2 separate regions of the Homo sapiens genome follow, and region 1 is linked to region 2. A link is a loop called in an ENCODE intact Hi-C map of the cell type or tissue named here. Cell type or tissue: endothelial cell of umbilical vein. All regions are shown on one strand. Each heading gives the region's core, and the rest is flanking DNA. Links, peaks and the distances in the headings are about the cores only. Region 1 overlaps LINC02131 (long intergenic non-protein coding RNA 2131). Region 2 has its middle 20 kb from the start of CLEC3A.

Region 1 (2,801 bases), core at 108-2,607, 410 kb after region 2:
TTGTGCTGATTCTGTAACCCAAATAGCTGCCTTGTTTTATTCGTGGGGAGCCACTGGAGTTCTAATCCTGGTGCTGGAGTGAGTTGGTCAAGTTAGTTAATGTCTCTGAGGCGTTGTGTACATTGTGAATACTGTAGTATTACCTGCCCAACTTGTCCCCTTCCCATGATTATTGTGATGATAAAAAAAGATGTTGGATGTGACAATACTTTGAAAAGTATAAAGTGGGCTGGGTGGAGTGGCTTACACCTGTAATCCCAGCACTTTGGGAGGCCGAGGTGGGCCTATCATTTGAGGCCAGGAGTTTGTGACCAGCCTGGTCAGCATGGTGAAACCCCATCTCTACTAAAAATACAAAAATGTGTTGGGTGTGGTAACAGGTGCCTGTAATCCCAGGTACTCAGGAGGCTGAGGCAGGAGAATCGCTTCAACCTGGGAGGCAGATGTTGCAGTGAGATGAGATCAAGCCACTGCACTCCAACCTGGGCAACAGAATGAGATTCATCTCAAAAAAAAAAAAGTATAAAGTGGTATATAGAAAATAAATTATCTCCTGCGACCTGCAGAAAGTGATTGATAGGTGTATTCCTGGAATAGGGATGGAGGATCGAGCAGCTGTCTGTCTGTGTTGGGCTGGGAGCACCTCTAGGACTCCCTCATCCCCCGTGTACTCTGTACACAGGCCACCATCCTTCCTCCCTGAACCTCTCTTCTCTCTCAGGTTTCTGGGCACTGTAAGAAGCATTGTTGCTAATTAAAGACTAACAGACCAGAAATCAGGGGATGAAACTCATGATTCTGTCACTGATAATCTCTTCACTTTTCCTCACGGTGTTCCAGTTTCCTCATCTTTAAAATAAAAAGAATCAAAAGTCAACGATTTTCAAGCTCTGTTTTATGGAGTCTTTGTCAACCAGCACTCCCTTAGTAGCGGTGAATGCTTGGGGTGGGGGTCAGGTTGGAGATGGGAGGGCTGAGATGACAGTTTGATTTTCATCTGCTTTCGAGACAGGGTCTTGCTCTGTCAGCCTGATCATGGCTCACTGCAGCTTCAACCTCCCAGGGCTAAATCAGTCCTTCTACCTCAGCCTCCCGAGTAGCTAGGACAACAGGCATGTGCTACCATACCCAGCTAATTTTTGTATTTTTTTGTAGAGATGGGGTTTTGCCATGTCACCCAGGCTGGTCTTGAACTCCTGGACTCAAATGATCCTCCTGTGTCAGCCTCCCAGAGTGCTGCGATTACAGGTGTGAGCCACCATGCCCTACTGAAACATCAGTTCTTCAAGTCTCCAACCCATCTCGTACTGGAGCAGTTCTGCTATTCTCAGGTTTCTCACAGATTTTTCACTTGACAAAAAGGTCCTGTGGCTAAAATATGTTTCAGAACTCTGAGTAGTCCTCAAAGGTAACTATCTCGGGATCCCATACTTTTCCAAGACATCAATTCCCATCCTGTCTTTCTGGTTGTTTCTTTCTCTTTAACACCAACTTCTTTGTCTCCTGTCTTTATGTGTGGACATTCCTTAAGTCTTGGTCCCAGGATTGCAATCTTCTTTGCATAACACCTCTCCCTTGGTGAGCTCATCTAATGTTATAGCTTCAGCTGTCCAACAGGGGACTCCCAGTGTCCAATCTCTTTCCTGAGCTTCAGCCAAATATTTTTAACCATCCTCTAAGTCCCTCCATCTAGTAATATATCAATAGATTCAATTCAGCATGTCTTAAACCAGACTCATATATCATCTGGTCTCTGCCATTCCTAAATTAATACTTTTCTTTAACTTCTCTTTTTCTCAGTGGTCATATCATAAGTTCTTCCAACAACTGAGTTTACAATTTTAGGGTGGTTTTTTATGATGCATTGCCTCTTTGACAATATCCATATAACCTCAAAAGTCTGTTAATCATGCTTCTTCAGTATCCCTCTGAAAGAATTTTTATTTCTGCTGATGTCATTGAGTTCATATTTTATTCTCCTGTATTCTCCTCTTATTCCAAATGTGCAAGATGGCTCCCTAAAGTGATCTTCCTGTCCCCACCGTTCTTTCCCCTGATCACATCATGCTCGGACCAATATCTGAAAGCAAGAATCTTTGTAAGTCATTACGTTGTTAAATGACATCTCTATTGGGTGTAGAATAAAGCCCTGAAGATTCAGACTGCAGCCAGTGTCTTTGCCTTCTTTTACCTTACCTCACCTGCCTCCAATAAATGTATTTCCTCTACACAGATTAGTCCTCTAATTATTTCGCAGACACACCAGGAGTCTTTATTTTCCATTCTTCTTTATGATGATTTTATGAGGCTTACTGCATTCCTCAAAGACAAATTTTCATCCACTCCCTTATGGCATTATCCTGACATCCCAGTCATGGAGATTTTACCTTTTCTTTCAAAGCATTTACTTTGACATAACTTATGTAAACTTATGTTTAGTATCTTTGTGCATGTCTTGCCTCCCAGCCACACTGTAACTTTATCAAAATCAGGAAATGAGTCTTTAATATTCTTGTACCACATCAGAAGGCTTGGGAAACAGGAAATGCTTGGGAATTGAGGAATTGAATCTGTAATATTCTTGTGCCACACCAGAATGCTTGGAAATGCATCAAATTTGTAGAGATAAAATGATTCATAATCTCTTTCATAAGAGCAATTACCATGAATTATCCTAAGTATACTTGTTTACTTTTCTTTCTCTGTGGTTTCACCCATATTGGCCAGAATATGCTTCATGAATTAAACAGGAAGTATTGAACATAAAGTTTTATAAACCAATCCAAAAATTTGATAGCAAG
Region 2 (2,801 bases), core at 91-2,590:
GAAAGTGTCCTAGGTGCAAAGATACAAGAGTAAACCTGACTGACAAATATCCCTGCCCTCATAGAGCTTATATTCTAATGTTTACTGACATCTTCTCTCTTGAGAGCTATTCCATGAATTTTTAATTAATGTCCACTAGTATCTGAGATAAAATTTATTTTCACCCAAGGAAGATCATACAGCTTTTTTTCTGCCCAGCATTTTTTTTTTCCACGTAGATACAAAACCTGAGTTGTGAGAAATGCATTCTTAGTGGTTTGGGTGGAGATGAACAGCTCCTGTTCCAGTGTTCTACAGGCAGACAAGTGAACCACATATGAACACCCAGAGAAGCTTACTTATCTCTGGGCTGGAGGCTTCTCTGGGGCTTAAGCATCAGAACTATCAATAGGACTTTATTTCCTCCCTGCTGAGCTTGCTGAAGAGACAGTCACTGGTGCTGAAGGTTCACATCCCATCTCACCCCCACAGAGAGGGTGAAACAGTGTTACATCTTTCGACCTCCTGAGTTCATTGGTGCTAAAATCAAATAAATACCTTACAGAATGGACCCACCTACTTACTGTTTTTCCTCTGCCATTTCCCTCACTTTCTACTTTCCCGCTCTCATCTCTCTCGTTTTCAGTATTTATTGAATTTTTTTTAGTTTCCTATTTGTGTAACAAATGACCACAAACTCTGAGGCTTGTTTATGATATGATCATATTCATGATGAGTTTCTACAGGTCAAGAGTCTGGGCTTAGCTTATCCCCTGCTCAGTTTCGCTCAGTCGTCCAGGCTGGAGTGCAGTGGAGTGATCTCAGCTCACTGGAACCTCTGCATCCCAGGGTCAAGTGAGTCTCGTGCCTCAGCCTCCCGAGTAGCTGAGATTACAGGCATGCACCACCACGCCTGGCTAATTTTTGCATTTGTAGTAGAGAGGGGGTTACACCATGTTGGCCAGGCTGGCCTTGAACTCCTGGCCTCAAGCAGTCCTCCCCTGCTTTGGGCTCCCAAAGGGCTGGGATTACAGGAGTGACCCACTGCGCCTGGCTGAGAAAAGGATATTTTAAGCGAGTTATCAGAGTTGATGCAGAACCCTGTGTAAGCCATACTCCCTGCCTCCAGGCCTCAGTTTCACCATTGGGAATGATTTAACTAATGCCAGCACATTCCTTTCAGCGCTATAAGACGAAGTCGTTGTTACCTCCATAGCCCAGCAAATTGCCTGGCAACATTACAGGAGCTAGACAAATGTCCGCTGGATCAACCAATGAGAGTGGAGTGGAAATTAAGATAAATTAGCTGTGTGTCCCGGACTGACCACTAGGTGGCAGGAGGCTGACGCCAAGTCCAAGCTTGGTACCCGGTTGCTGGCTGGCTGGGAGCCTTCTGGGAGGAGCCTTGAATGTCCTTTTAGGCTGGGGCTTGTCATGGCGGCGGAAGAGGGGGAAGGGAGGGAGGCAGAAGGTGAGGTCTCTTTCACAAAAGGTCTGACACTTAGACTTTCCCCTTTATCCTCAAATGAATTTATTTCCATTGCCATAGAAATTCACAGATAGGATTGAGAAAAAGCTTTTCATGCAACTGTAGATCTGTATATTTTTATAAATTTAGCATCTAATTTTTAAAAATATATTGGAACATCTTAGTTGCAAGCTCTTTCTCCCCTTCCCATGAGCCATCCCACACTCCTGACCTACAGACCCAGGTATAGAACAGGGCCTCCCCTGTCATGGTGAGATGACACTGGGCTGTGCAGTCTCAGATCATTTCCATCACAGGAGAGGCCCGGGTCCTAACCAGCACTTTTCAAAATGCAGCAGAATCGCCTGGGGCTGCTGTACATAAAAATGCAGATTCCTAGGCAATGGCAGTCTCCGTAGATCAGAATCTCTGGGAGGGCTTTAGTCTGCAATTGTGTTGGCTTTTCACAAGTCTCCTAGGATTCTGAGGTACAACTGAAGTTTGAGAAACACTCCCTTAGGCTTTCTGGGGAGCCTTTCTGGGGCTCTCATCAGCCCTCTTGGAGGTCCAGAGATGCTCCAGCTACCTCCAGCTTCACACACACACACACACACACACACACACACACACACACACACACGTGCATACACGTGCATATGTACATACACATATGTTTTTTGTTTTCTGGATTACGTGCACAATGATGCATGTACATTCTACAAATCCATAGATTATAAAAGCAAATAATGTAGGAAATAGAAATCCTCTATGATATTGTAGACCGGAGAGAGCTGCTGTTGGTAATTGCTATTTTAACTGCCTCCAATCCTGATGCATCCCCTATTTAGGTACTAAAAATGTAGCAGAGTTTTTTCTCCCAGGAAAGCTTCATAAAAGCAAAATAGGGTGCCCACCCTCATCTAACAAATAACTCATGGCTTCTTTATGACCAAATACGTTTTTTTTTCCCCTCCTGGAGAAATCAAATGTCAATGTGGACCTGTAGCACTATGACATCAAATTCTCTACTCCTGAAGGTGAAGGGCAGGGCTCCTGTACTTGTTTCAGGATTTTTTAAGGAGGTGCAACAGGATTTGCACTGCAGGCTCAGTGACTTAGCTATCACATTAGCATGTGTTATTGGGAAACAGTCCAGAGTCCAAGTTCAAGGATTTCTTACAACTTTTGTTTTTACTTTATAGTGAAGTTTAAAGTTTTTGAAATATGTACTTGTCACTGTAATCTTTTGAGACTTCCTTTTCTTACTGAGGTTAAAATTGTCCAGCTATGCTAATGAGTTGATGGTATGTGAGCTCTATGAGCCAAACACTAAGCTAAATGCTTTATGTATATG

The links. Peaks named below come from ENCODE experiments on the same cell type or tissue, not always from the same donor. Only the 100,000 strongest peaks of a DNase experiment are listed, where the experiment ranks them.
Region 1: a loop joins it to region 2, with 8 times the contacts of the local background. A loop is called at or near these places in 2 of 110 quality-filtered maps.

Annotation. Positions count from the first base shown.
Region 1 is chr16:77,596,228-77,599,028 of GRCh38, reverse strand. The region is part of intron 1 of LINC02131 (long intergenic non-protein coding RNA 2131); the gene reads right to left. Among named protein-coding and RNA genes, the nearest start is that of LINC02131, 6.7 kb to the right of the region's middle. In endothelial cell of umbilical vein, for the core only: a CTCF peak has its summit at 1,631; a DNase peak (open chromatin) is centred at 2,568; H3K27ac peaks cover 836 bases.
Region 2 is chr16:78,001,641-78,004,441 of GRCh38, reverse strand. No RefSeq gene overlaps it. Among named protein-coding and RNA genes, the nearest start is that of CLEC3A, 20 kb to the left of the region's middle. RefSeq lists a silencer at 1,212-1,411. In endothelial cell of umbilical vein, for the core only: a CTCF peak has its summit at 1,305 (motif pointing right); a DNase peak (open chromatin) is centred at 1,291.